Regions from separate parts of the Homo sapiens genome. Here region 2 is linked to region 1. Evidence: chromatin contacts called from ENCODE Hi-C data. All regions are on one chromosome and are shown on one strand. The core of a region is the stretch at or near the end of the contact, and the rest is flanking DNA. Distances in the headings are between cores, read along the strand shown.

What was found. Hi-C counts contacts between places; a loop is a spot of excess contacts on that map.
Region 2: a loop to region 1 is called in a map of CD8-positive, alpha-beta T cell, with 5 times the contacts of the local background. The contact joins the promoter of LLGL1 here to the promoter of SMCR5 in region 1. A Hi-C loop is called at or near these places in 1 of 168 maps with a recorded cell type or tissue (CD8-positive, alpha-beta T cell).

What each region holds. Positions count from the first base shown.
Region 1 is chr17:17,776,856-17,783,743 of GRCh38, reverse strand. SMCR5 (Smith-Magenis syndrome chromosome region, candidate 5) reads left to right here and starts at 4,215. Exons shown (of 1, transcript NR_024007.1): 1 at 4,215-6,888. The region is part of intron 2 of RAI1 (retinoic acid induced 1); the gene reads right to left. It overlaps LOC124903942 (a long non-coding RNA gene), which reads left to right and starts at 200. Exons shown (of 2, transcript XR_007065649.1): 1 at 200-291. RefSeq lists silencers at 1-112, 443-642, 763-1,012 and enhancers at 684-1,184, 2,320-3,209, 4,099-4,988.
Region 2 is chr17:18,224,385-18,231,272 of GRCh38, reverse strand. It overlaps LLGL1 (LLGL scribble cell polarity complex component 1), which reads right to left and starts at 5,638. Exons shown (of 23, transcript NM_004140.4): 1 at 5,510-5,638; 2 at 1,235-1,332. The coding sequence starts at 5,590. RefSeq lists an enhancer at 1-754 and silencers at 5,177-5,346, 5,497-5,976.

The DNA.
Region 1 (6,888 bases), core at 2,966-5,465:
GGTCACCGGGCGCCCCGGCCAGGACCAGATCCGGGGCGGGGGCGAGGAGCCCCACGCGAGGCGCTGGACTGCGGCAGCGAGTGCGGGCGCGCGCCCCAGCGCGAGCAGGGTTAACGCGGCGCCTGGAGTCCTGCAGCCCGGCTGGGGCAGAGGGGGACGGGGAGCAGCGCAGGGTGTGTGGGGGTTGTTGCGGCCTCTCCGCCCCTCTGCAACAGATGTTTCAGCCGTGTAAGACAAAGGCAGAGCGCCTGCTGCTGCCGGAGAAAATCCGCAGGACTCCCTCAGGGGCAGGTAAAATTTCACCTTCTATTTGTGTTCCCCCGCCCGCCCCCGCCTTGTTTCCCGGCCTCTGCGCCAATCCGGAAAGCGCACCAAAGACGCCGCGCCGCCGCCTCCGCAGCCCAGCCCGCTGACCCCAGCAAGGTCACGGCAACCTCGGGCTCTGCCGGCAGCGCGCCCGCCAGTTCTCCGCCGGCGAAGGGCGCCCCCCCGTCCCCGCGCCCAGTCCCCTCCCGGGGCGGGCCCGGTCCTCGGTGCCCCGGTCCCCCGGTCCCCGGTCGCTGCAGGCGCCAGGAGAGAGGAAGGGGGCGCTGCACTCGCCATGAGGCGGAGGCGGCCCTGGACGTCCCCGCCTCCCTCTCGCCTGCGCGGGGACCGCGGGGGGCTGCCACCAGCCCCCATCATTCATCTCCCTGATTCTCCCGTAGCCGCCCTCGAAGTCAGCCGAGTGAAGCAGCTGTTCCTTGCACACTCCACTTGACCAAAGATGATGATAAATGAGGCCGGGGCTGCCGCGGGGACGCGGCGGCGGCAAGGGGCGCGCAGGGCGGGGCGTACGGCCTCCGCAGCTCCCTCCCCACGCCTCGGTAAGGGCGAGGACGCGAAGGACAGAGGCCGAGAGCAAAATCTAAGGCCCGTGCTGCCCTCTTGGCGCCCTGAGCAGCCTCGACGGCCGGCGGTGTGGAGAAACCTGACGGAGAGGTGCGCCCGGCTCGCCGGGCCCCAGGCCGAGACCTCTTCCTCCAGGCCGCGGCACAGCCCCGCCCCCGCCCTTCCCCCTCCCTCCCTATCCCTTCTTCTAATGCTTCGGTCCCCACTGGGTCCTCGTCGCCCCCCCAACCCCCCGCCCCCGTGGCTCAAACCTATTAACGCTCGTAAATAATGAATAATGGAGCGCTTCCCTCCAGCCGCGCAAGGCTGCGGGCGGGGGGCCACTGCCAGATGCGCCCGGTCCTGGGGAGGGGGCACCCACCGACCGGGTGCAGAGGGGGCCCGGGCGCGCGGCCCCGCACACGTGCAACCGCGGCGCGCAGGCGGGCACCCCGCCCGGCGGAGGAGGGGGAATCCCGCTCTGCCCTCCCCAACGCCACCTCCCCTGGAGTCCTCTGGCACCGAACGAGGCGAGAGAGCGCGCGCGAGCTTCCCAGCCGGAGAGGGTTATTTTTAACCTGCCCCCCTTTCTATATCTGCCTCTCGGGTTTGCGCGCCCGCCCGCCCGCTCCACCAGCCGAGGACGCGGGCTCCTCACCTCGCTCGGCGGCTCCGGACTCTGAGCGCCTCCCCTGGCCCGCGGCCCCCGCCCCTGCGCGGGCATCGCACGGCTAAATCTCAGCCTGGAAAAGACCGATTAGGAGCCGCGTGCCTTTCTGCGAAATATTGGAACCGGGTGGGATGGGGGCGGGGAGCCCGGCGCTGTCGTCCCTTCGCCTCCCTCTCTCCCTCCCACCCCGCGCGCAGAGTGGCTGCGAGAGGCGGCTCCTGCTCTCCCCCCGCAAAAAGGGGGCGGCCGGCCCGGGGCCCCGAGCCCTCCGTTGGTTTTCGGCCTTCCCTCCTCAACGCCCACCCTTCTTCGGTCATTTACGAAGCTGGGGCTTCTAACACGCAGACCCTCCGGCAGCGGTGGCGCCAAGTGGGGCGCTGCCCCCGCCCCCCATTTCCAGTTCCCTCCCTAAGCCGCTCTAAACAAACACACCATTTAAACAGCAGCGGGCTGGCCGTACCAACAACTTTGAGGCAGACCCCACCCGTGCCTGCGACCGCGCCAGGGGACTGGGAAAGTGCCAGGGGCGCACAGTGGGGACTCCCCGAAGGCAGTTTAGTGCTGCCGTCCCCTTTTCAGGCTCACCCTCCCTTAGACTCACCCAGACCCCTCCCTCCCAGCCCCTTCCCCTGCGGCCAAGCACCCCAGGCCAGCAGCTCAGACTACCCTCCGCCCCCAGTCAGGGAATGAGGCCGCAGGAAGTTCAAGTAGGCTCCCATTACTCTGCTCTCCAAAAGGCCACCCATGCAAACCCCAGCCTGTCCTTCCCCCAAGAGGTGGGGAGCAGCAGAGGAGCTGACTGAGCTCAGAGGCCCCCCTGGGGCTTTGACTGGATCTCTCCCTCACTTGACATTTTGCAGACTGCTCCGTGCCCAATCCTGGAGACCCACAGGCATAGGAACCCGTGAGCACCTCCCTCCTGAAGGAGGTGGGGTAAGACTCCCTGCTGCAGCACAGAGGACGGAAGGTTGGAGGAAGTGGTGGGCTGAGAAAGGAGCAGGGCATTCCAGCCGCCAGGAGCTGCCTAGCTTGGTGGCGGGGAAGAATACCGCCTATTTGGGAACCTGAGATGGAGTTCTCTCTGTGGTTTAGCTAGTCTGGAGGAGACAGGCCTCAAGGGCTGGGCCCCTTCCCCAAGAGGGCAGCCTCTGGTGGGGGGTGGAGATTCCAGCAGAGAGGTAAGAAGCCTGGCAGGTTCCTAGCTCCTGGGAGGGGAGGGGGTGAGGATGCCTGTGGAATACAGATTAAAGACAGCGCTGACTCTGAGTGCTGGGCCCGGGACACTCCTGGGCCTGCCCAGAAAGCAAGGCTGGCCCAGAAGGGGAGAGACAGGGACACAGCCTCCTAAGCAAATGCAGAGCCTAGCATTACAGAGTGGGGGTTCTCAAGGGGCTTCTCCCCCAGCCAGCTAGACACTGGGCATGGACTTCCCTCATATCTGGAAAGGTCTTGATAAGGCTCAGACTGCTGGAGCCGTGTAACTGCAGCACCCTCAAAGGCTGATGCCGTCTGACCCCCTCCTGTGTCCAAGGTGCCTCAATAGATTTTACTTCTCTCAAACTGCCCTTCTGGGAGGTGACATCACCTGTCATTTCACAGACATGCAAACTGAGCTCCAGAGAAGAGAAGGGGGTATTCCAAACTCCAGCCTCTGGGGGCCCTCCCTGGTCCCCCTGTCCTAGGCCCTGAGGGGTGGGACCTCAATCGGGGAGATGCCCGTGGGGCTTTGGTGAATACAGGATACAGGCACCCAGGGGTGAAAGACATGGGCGAGGAGGTCCTGGTTCCCCCTGAAAATTTCAGAAAACTGGTTTTCTTGGGAGAAAAAAAGGGTGGGTGGCCGGGTGCGATGCCTCACGCCTGTAATCCTAGCACTTTGGGAGGCCAAGGTGGGTGGATCACTTGAAGTCAGGAGTTTGAGACCAGCCTGGCAAACATGTTGAAACCCCGTCTCTACTAAAAATATAAAAATTAACTTGACATGGTAGCATGCGCCTGTAATTCCAGCTACTCGGGAGGCTGAGGCATGAGAATTGCTTGAACCTGGGAGGCGGAGGTTGCAGTGAGCCAAGATTGCGCCATTGCACTCCAGCCTGGGGACAAGAGTAAAACTCTTGTCTTAAAAAAAAGCCTGGGTGGAGTGGCTCACTCCTGTAATCCGAGCACTTTGGGAGGCCGAGGCAGGCGGATCATGAGGTCAGGAGATCGAGACCATCCTGGCTAACACGGTGAAACCCCGTCTCTACTAAAAATACAAAAAATTAGCCGGGCGAGGTGGCGGGTGCCTGCAGTCCCAGCTATGCAGGAGGCTGAGGCAGGAGAATGGCGTGAACCCCGGGGGGCGGAGCCTGCAGTGAGCCAAGATCGCGCCACTGCACTCCAGCCTGGGCAAGGGCGAGACTCCGTCTATTAAAAAAAAAAAAAAAAAAAAAGGGTGGGGAGGGGACTAGAGAGAAGTCCCAGGGCCTACCATCACTGATTTCCCGCTACCCACTTGGCCAGGCTACCTACTAAGGGTTTCCATGTGGGGATTTGGCTCCTGGGGCTGCAGAATTATGATAATGAGGCCTAAGTCCACATGGGTCTTGTTCCTTCATCTGTAGACCAAATACAAACCCTATGTAGCCATGTGCCACACTCTTCAACTGTGTGTAGCTACTGTTGTGCTGAAAAAAATTCACTCAGGGCCTAAGAGCTTTGGGCAGTTAAATCCCCCTCCCCGACAACAGACTAACAGGTCCCATTTTGATATCAAGGGCTGGGGTTTCAAGACAGGGAACTGTGGGGCCCACGCTGTCCTGGCCTCCCTGGAGGCCTGGCTGCTCTCATGCCAGGAAGGGAGCTTCCATTTACTACGGGCCTAGGATGGCCGCCCCGCTGCCCCCAGCGCTCCCTGGGTGGGTGCGGATCCTGGCCAGTCCCCCAGACACGCAGTCTGCTGACCAGAAGCAGCGACCTTCGGGGAGAGCCAGCCACCAGCCAGCCACTGCTCCAGAGGCAGGCCTGGGGCCACCCGGGAGGCTTTCCTCACCACGGAAAATATTTGCCTTTGGTTGTCGGCTGATGCCTTGTCTTGTGTCTGAATGGACAACTGGCTGATTTCTCTCTCTTTGGAACAGCCATGAAATGCGAAGGTGTTTAAGAGTAAAAACCAGGCGAGGGCAACTGGGCCTGGCGTCCAGCTGTTTTGAACAACACTCTTGTTTTTCTCCCAGAGTGAACAGAATACTTTCTGCGGTTCAGAATACTCTGTGCACTGGCCCCTCTTCCCAGGCCCCGCCCCAGCCCCCTCAGGCCTCACCTCCAGCTGCTGCAGACCATTCCAGAACTCCCTCCCTCTTGGCTTCTAGTCACTCAGCATCTGGGGGAGAGAGCCTCTTCCAGCTGTACATAGCTAGCTTGGCCTGGCCCCAGAACTGCTGTGTTCTGGAAAGTTGTAGGAGAATCCCTCTTGGCGGGCTCTCCAGCATGGAGAATCGCAGGCCTCTGCTCCGGAAAGGGAGGCTTTTGAGAGGTCAGATTCACCACAGCCAGACCAATGAACTGTGAGGGCTCATAGGGGCTGGGGCTCCGGTTTCAGGGGTGAGAGGAGCCACCATCTGCCCCCATGCCCACTCTGATTGTAAATGGCTAGACTCTGGTGCCGGGGTCAGCTCTGGATTCATATCCCAGCTCCTGCATATGTATATGCTGGGTGACCTTGGGCAGTTTACTTAACCTCTCTGTGCTTTGTGTGCCTAAGCTGCAAGATACTCTAAATTAAACAGCAAACTTTCAGTGCTGTTGTGGGACGAAATGGGATAATGTGCTTGGTAGCTGGCAGGGGCTCAATAAAAGGTAGCAACTTCCAGGGCCACCAGTTCATGGGGAGCCAGGTCCAAGTCTTGTACTTTCTATGCCTCCCAGGGAGCCACGTATGTCTGCGACAGAGCTGGGGAGGACATTCTGGGGCTGAGGGTTGAGGTCTGCCCATAGAGCAGCGGCCTGTACCTGCAGGCAGGTAGAGTATCATCCTGGCTGAGTCTCAGTGCTCCTCAAACATTAAAGTGTACATCCTGGTGAGACGCAGATTTTGATGCAGCGGGTCAGGTGGGACAGGGGTTCTGCAGCTGTAAGGAACTCCCAGGTCAAGCCAGTGTGGCAGGTCTGTGACCGCAGCTGGTACGGCAAGATCTCAGCCCTGGAAGACTCTGGGTTCTGCTGAGGCTGGGCTCAGAGAGAGAATACAAGTTTTGTCCTGTCCAAGGAGCACCCTCCAGGATTTCAGGACAAGGCTCTGGCTCTGTGTCCCCAAGCCCTCAGTCTCAGAGCTTGGGTCCTGCAGTGGCCTGGGCAACCCTCCGGACTCTCCATTCAGCATTTGTTCCTGACAGCAGTGCACGGATAAAGAGCAGTTTCATGCTGCTGAACTTGCAATCACTTCAAGGCCTGGGCCCCTCTGGGCCTCAGTTTCCCCACTGGCACAGTGGGAAGCTGGGATAAGCTAATCCCACCCTTTCCCCTTGGTAATTCCCCACATTGCTCTTCCCTTCCCTTCATCCCTTCCCAAAACACAGGTCTGAGGCCTGAGCATCCATCCTAGGGGCTGGGCCCCCATCCCCATGACTGCAGTCATGGGGTACAAGACTCATGCAGACTCGTAAGAACAGCCACTTCTGACCTGGGGCCTCGATGTTCCAGGCACTGTCCTAGGCATTTGCATCTACAAACTTCTCACCATAATCCAATCACCACTGTTTTACAGATGAGGAAACTGAGCCCCACGGGGTGAAGCCTATTGCCTGAGATCTTGCAGTTGGTAACGGGTGCAGGCTGGACTCAGGCCCCCACACATGCCCAGGCCCTTGAGTATTTGTAAGGGAAGCAGCTGTTTGGTTTTCTTGGCACAGAGCATCTGCCTAGCTGGTGAGGGCATGGGGAAAGAGGTGCCCAATCTAGTTGGGGATGGGAGGGTAAAATGGTACTACCTCTTTGGAGAGCTTTCTGGCAATATGGACCCAAATGCAAATTACATGTGCCCTCTAACCTGGGCCCGAAGTCATCTGCACAAGGCTACCAACTGCAATGTCCTTTGCAGCAGCAAAACACGGGATCCCCTAGCTGTCCATCCAAGGGGGATGAGGGAGATACATCTGGGAGGTTCTATTGGCTGAGTACTCAGAGAATGGAAGCACCACATGGATTAATTGGAGCAGTCTTCAAGTTGGTGAAAAAAAGTGCAGTGTAGAAAGTGTGTACAGGGCCGGGTGCAGTGGCTCACACTGTAATGCCAGCACTTTGGGAGGCTAAGGCAGGAGGATTGCTTGAGCATAGGAGTTTGAGACCAGCCTGGGTAACATGGGGAGATC
Region 2 (6,888 bases), core at 4,389-6,888, 450 kb before region 1:
GAGGGGCAGCTTCTAGTGACCAGGGCTGGCCCTCTCCAGCCTCAGTTTCCCAACCCAAGGGGCTCCAGGCAGTGGCAGTCAGGGGAAAAAGGGAAGAGGACCCCGGGCTCCAGCCTCCTTTCTGAGGCTCAGTCTCCTCATCTGCACTTCAGGTTCTTTTTGAGCCTGAGGACAAGTGCACTGGAGACCCCAACACAGGAGGGACACCTGAAGGCTGCAGGGACACATGTGCGCACGCAGCGCAGCACCCACAGGAGTGGGAGCAGCAGGCCAGGCAGCGGAGCATGTGGGGCCCAGAGCACTGCCACACTCACCAACAGAGGCCGCTGGGGCCATGGGAGAGAAGGGGACATCTCAGCCCATCCACACTCCCCAGAGTAGGCAAAGAGCTCACAAACCACAGGCTCAGAGTCCCATCCCTGCCTGATCAGTGCCCCCAGTCCTGGGGTGAGGAGACCCCCATCCCACACCCTCCCCTTTCCCAGCACTGACACATTTTCTGGGAACTGATGTCTGAAACCAGGATACTGAAACCCAGAAGGCCACACAGGAGGGGTAGGGGTCAGCACCCCTCACCAAGCCGCCATCAGCCAGACCCTGGCACCTCGGCTTCCCCAAGAGCAGTTGGGGTGGGATTCTCCAGGGCTGGCAAGGAGACACTGAGCTGCCGGCCTGCCCCCACCCCCACCCCAGGCCTGCAGGGAAAATGCCCGCTTTGTGTGGCTCACACAGCCCATTGTGCAGCAGCCAGTATCCAGGTGGGGGCCGTGCTGTGCTCACCATGCCGAGCCTGGCACTGCCCCCAGGCCCCTTTGCTGAACACATGTGTCTTCACATTCACACATGTGTGCATCAGCTCACCAGGGCCCCCAGCCCACCTGCCACCCTCCATGGGTATCATAGCCCAGCCTTCTGCCTGGCCTCCCCAGAGTTGCTGGGACGATGGCAGGGTCGCCTAGGTAACTGGCTGGCTGACACGTAGCAAGGGACAGCTGTGCTACTGCAAACTGACCCCCCACCACCCGTCTCTCAGCAAAAGGACCCCATCATCTCTGCACAGTTGTCTCAGGTACAGAAGCCACGCCAACCTCCGCAGAAGCCCCCACTACTGCCCATCAGAGCACCTCTGTCCTCCTCTCGAGCTGGACACTGCCAAGACTGGGACCCCAGAGCACAGGGAACTACAGGCAGGTGGTCCTGAACAGACCCTGAACACCTGTCCTGCAAAGGATACATCTTGACAGCCCCAGACCTGGTGCCGATGGCCATGATGCGAAGTTCCGGGTCGAAGGCCAGGGCGCTGGGCTGATTGGGGAAGCCATGCTCCACAGTCTGCAAGGAGGGGAGGGCTGCTGGGGGTAAGCACTCCCAGGCACCTCTGCCATGGCCCACCCTGAGGCCCACCCCAAGGCAGCCTCCAGGGTCTGCAGCTGACACACTGGGGGTAGGAGGCAGGTCTACTTGCTCTGTGCCTCAGCGTCCTCAACTGTGAAATGGGTTATCATGCCTCCAGTTGGTGGGGAGGTGGCTAAACCCCTAGCCTCCACCATGACTGTACCGCGTGCATAGTCCACAGAGGCCCGCCCTTTGCCAAGCCCCTGTGCCCCTCAATGCACACAGGCTCATGTGGGCCCCACTGCATGGAGGCTCCAGCAACAAACAGGTGAAGCAAGGCTCACAGAGGTGCAGGCACTGATGAGGCCCCACCTGCTCCATGAAGGGCTCTGCACCCCATTTTTAGAGGCACAGACTAAAGCTTGCGGAGGAGTCCCGCAAGATGACCATGACACTCCCCAAACACAGGCCTGAGTGGAGGTCAGAGGTCAAGGGACAACATCCAGGATCAGCTAGGCAGAGGCTTTTGACTCCTCCCAGACACAGGGAGACAGAGGCCCAGAGAGGGGTAGCTTTCTGCCTGGACCCCGAAGGCATCCTCCCACCTCCCCACCTGCCAACAGCTGGGCAACATGACTCCCATAACCATCAGGGGCGGAGATGGTGTTAAGGGGGTCTGTGTGCCCAGAGTGTCGATGAAACAGCTCCCCACCCGCTCCCCTGCCCCTTTCACAGCACACCCTTTCTGCACCAGTCTCCTGTCTTTGGCCTGGCTGTGCCCTCCCTGGGAAGCCTGCACAGCTGAGCTCCAGCCCCATCCTGAACACCAGTGCAGGACACCCACGTGGGCCACTGGTAACTCCTTTTATCTTGTTGTTGTTATTTATTTTTCACTTTTACCACTGGTAATTCCTGACCCACTGCCTCAGGAAGATGCACATTTGTAAGAAACCCCAGTTCCCAGCCTGTAACGCGAACCTCCCTCCCTGCCTGCCTCTGCCCATCCAGGTGGGGACTGAGCCCTCTGGGCAGCTGGTTTGGTCACGGCCTAGCTGTCTGGCCTTGGGCAAGTCACAGTACTCTCCAAGACTCAGTACTCTCCAAGCTTCAGTCTCTCATCTGGGCCCTTGGGACAGTAAGCCCACCTAAGGACAGAGTTGGCGATTTGGCTGGGGCTTCTCTCTCCCACCAATAATACCACGCCCTTGCTGCACCTGACCTTGTCTAGCCAGTCCCTCGCTACAACCAGGGTCCAGAGACGGGACACTGCATCGCAAATCCCCACAGCCTTCCCATTTTACAAACGAGGAAAGGAGGTTACATGCACTGTCCAGCATCTGCTTCCCTCATACCCCACGTCCAGTCCATTTCTGAGCCCCATCAACTCAGTTTCAAAACACACAGAAGTCACCTCCCTCCCTGCTCCAGGCCCCACCGTCACGTGCCTGGATTGGTACTCACTACAGTCTGTTCCCACAGAGGCCAGAGGGATCCTATGAAAGCCACAGCCAGATCCTTGTCCCTCCCCTGCTCAGGATCCTCCTGGGGCTCCCAGCTAAGGGAGGCTTGTGCCTCAGGGCCTTTGCACCTACTGCCCCTCTGCCTGGAACGCACTTCCTCCAGCACTTCCTGTCGCTCAGGAGTAATCTCCTCAGAGAAGCCTCCCAAGGCCACCCTGGCTGCAGCAGCCGCCCTGGCCACACCTCTCACCCCCTCGCCCTACTTTATTTGATCCACAGCACTGGCTACCATCCCAACTACAGTCTATTTTACTTTTTTGTTTTGGCTTTTCACTGTCTCCTGCACAACTATATCAGCCACCTGAGTTAACAGGTATTTGTCCTTTTTGGTAACTACTGTTGTCCCCAGCACCTTGGAGACCTCACACACAGTGGGGCTCAGTATTAACAGAGAAGGCACATTCCACAGGCGATGTGTGGGCTGGACTGGGATTTGAACCCAAGACTCAGAGTCCAAAGTCCCTGCTCACTCCTGACCTGTCTCCCACCCCCTAAGCTCAGGAATCAGGGGCCTATTCCCTAGCGATCACCTATTACCCACTTAGGTGACTAAGTCCCTTCCCCAAGACCACCCCACTTTCCACCACTGCTGCCCACGCTTCATCCTCAGCGGAGGGCCCTTACTTTCCGCCACCCCAAGGCTAGCCAGAGTGGGCTGAGCTTCACCCCCATCTGTCTCCAGCCCCCACTGCACACCCCAATTCACTGGCTGAAGAAATGACATTTAGGCCAGGCATGGCAGCTCATGTCTGTAATCCTAGCACTTTGGGAAGCCAACATGGATGGATAGATAGCTTGAACCCAGGAGTTCGAGACCAGCCTGGGCAACATGGTGAAACCCCATCTCTACAAAAAATACAAAAACTAGCCGGGCATGGTGACACGAGCCTGTAGTCCCAGCTTCAGGAGGCTGAGATGGGAGGATCACCTGAGCCAGGGAGTTGTGAGGCTGCAGTGGACTGTGATTGTGCCACTGCACTCCAGCCTGGGTGAGAGTGAGACCCCATTTCAAAAAAAAAAAAGTGACATTTAGCCCTGTGCCTGTTGCTGCCTTTCCCTGAAGGGCCATTCTCCTCTCACCTCACCCTCACAGCCTCCCCGGCACAGAAAATAGGTGCCATCTGGGGACCACGGAGCACCAGCTTCCCTTCTGGGCCCCTCTCAGGTTCCTAGCAGGTTCTCAGCCACCGTGTGAGGGTCCTGGCAGCTCTCATCGGCAATCACTGCAGACCTAGGCAGGGAAACCCTGAGACATCCCAGTGCCTCCACTACTCCAGGTCCAGCCGTCCCAGAGCCTCCTCCAAGACAAGTGTCTCCTCAAGGCAGCCCAGGGCGCCTGGCACAACACTGGCCCAGGACCACAGCAGCCCCTTGGAAAAATCCCTGCCCCTCAAGGCTAAAATCCAACCCCACTGACACAAGAACTCAAGAAAGATATTGGTGCAGCTCACTCTGACTCCGGGCAAGCCGTCACCCCTCTCAGAACCTCAATTTTCTCACCTGTATTTTGAAGATAACTCTAATTTCGAAGAGCACTGAGAGGCTCTGCCATCAGTGGGCTCTGGGGTAAGAATGAGGACAAAACCAACGTCCCCAGAGCAGTGAGCCAGGAGTGGGCTGAGGCCCTGCTCTAACATCAGTGCAGAGGGAGGCGGGGGCTGAGGCGGCCCCTTTCCCTGGCCCCTAGTGTCCCACTCCGGGAAAGGAAGGAAAAGCCTCCACCTCACTCCACCTTGGTGCAGAAAGGCAGGACAGCTGGCCCATGTGGCAGAGGGAGCCAGGGCCCACAGTATGGAGAAAAGTAGCCTCATTTCACAGCTAGGGAAACTGAGGCCCCACGATGCGAAGTGCAGTGTAGTACACAGCCAGGCATGTCCCCTGGACTCGGAGCCCCGGGCAGGGCAGAGCAGGGCAAGGCAGAGCCTGGAGCAGTGGGGGAAGGAAGGAGAGGCTCCTTGAAGGGATTTCCCAGCCGCACCCCCCACAGCTGCCTCGCCCCCACTAACTCTCTCACCCTCCTGGGTGCCAAAGCACAAAACAAACCGGGCCCCAGGGCTGTCCCAAGGGCCGAGCAGGGACGCAATGGAGCCCCTAAGAAAAAGGATAAAGAGACAGAAGTGAGCGACAGAGGTCGAGAGACTCCACAGAGACAGAGAGAGAGACACGCAGGGAGAGACAGGCAAAGAAGACTCAGAGACGCACAGGCAGCAAGAGAAATGAGAGGCAGAGAGATAAAGGGAGACAGGCAGAGATAGGAAGGGGCAGAGGCAGAGACACCCCCACCACACACACAGGCACAACTGGGGCGAGACAGCCGGTCAGCGGCGGAGAAAGAGGGACAGAGACCCAGAGACAGGCAAAGAGTCTCAGAGACAGACCCCCACACACACAGACTGGCAGAGCCAGGGCCAGAGCGGCCCGCAGAGACTCGGGGAGCAGACACGGAAAGTCGGCCGGAGACCCAGACCCACCCAGAGTCCGAGCCAGAGCGGGGCCCGCCGAGGGGGTGCGCGGCCCGGCCCGGCCCCGCCCCGCGCCGCGCTGCATGCCAGCCCCCGCCCCCCGGGCCCGACGTGGCTCCGACCCCGGGCCCCCAGCCCAGGCCCCCGTCCCGCCCCCTCCCGCCCGAGCCCGGGCCCGGGCCGCCGCCGCACCTTGTTGAAGGCGAAAAGCTCCTGCTTGAGCTTCTCGCGCTGCGGGTCGGCGCCCTGCCGCCGGAACCGAAACTTCATCATCTTGCGCCCGGCTGCAGGCGCCTCGCCCGCCGCCGCCGCCCGCAGGATGCGCCGCGCGGCCCCGCGGGTCCTAAGGCGCGGGCGGGGCGCCAGGCGGCCCGGGCGCGGGCGCGCGGGGCCGGGCCTGCACGGGGGTGGGCGCCGGGCGCGACGGACGCGCCGCCCGACCAGTGAGCGAGCCCGCCGTGCCGCCCGCCCCGCCCCTGTTGGCCAGACAATGGTGAACTGGGCCCCCGGGCTCGGCCGGGCTCGCGAAGGGACGCCCGCCTAGCATGCGCCGCGGCGCGGGGCCTGCCGGGACTTGTAGTCCATGAGCCGGGGCTCCAGCGCGGGCGGCTGGGGAAGCGCTTTGGAGGGGGATTGGCGCACGTTCCCGGGCTTGGAGGAGACTTTTTCCTCCTCCCAGAGAGCGAGCGACGTGCCCACTCATGTAATGGGGCAGCCCTGTTCCGAAAGCCAAGACAGCTCTGACTGGAACAACTCCCTGGCCCCTCTGCGCCTCAGTTTCCCCATCTACACCATTGGTCAAGTGATTGCCAAGTTTATATTTTACCAATTTCACAGAACTCCATTTCGTCTGTTCCCCGCTCTGTCAGAGCACCTCCCACCGCCGTGCTTTTGCCTTGGCTTTGTAGTCAGGAATTCTTTCCTCACCCCCAGCCCCTGGGGAACTCCTACACATCTTTCAGGACCCAACGCAAAAGGCTCTGTGTCACAGCACAGGGGATTCTTTCTTAGCCAAAGAAAGAGACGGGATCCCCAGGAGGTGGCATTTGGGACTGTTCTGGGGTTGGATTGGAGCTTTACGGAGATGGGGGAAGGACCTCCCCCCGCAGAGAACAGCGTCTGAACAAAGCTTAGCCCTGCCCCTACTCTCAGGGGCCGTCTGCCTGTCCCCACCCACCTCCCAGGCCTTTTCTCATCTGGACAATGGCCTCGAGGCTGAACCTTTCCTTCCAGGCTGAGGATAGGCCGCCTGGCTCAGGGCTGGGGCTGCGGGAGGTCCTAGAAGCTTAGGTGGGGCAGGTAGGACAGGCCCCAACCCCACCAGCTGTGTCCAGGGAGCAGGAGCTGACCTCTGAGCCCGAGGCGGCTGCCAAGCCTTGGGGCCTGGCTGTCCCCCTCCACCCACGCCAGGCCGGCGGTGTTCAGCCCTTCCCCGTATTTGGGGCTGGATCCGGAAGAGGGCCCAGGAGTGAGTGAGGAGGTGAGAGGAGGGAGAATGACGACAGTAAAGCCCCTAAGTGTCTACTGCGGGGCAGGCGCTGTTCAAAGCCCTTTCCTGGTTTCAGCTGACT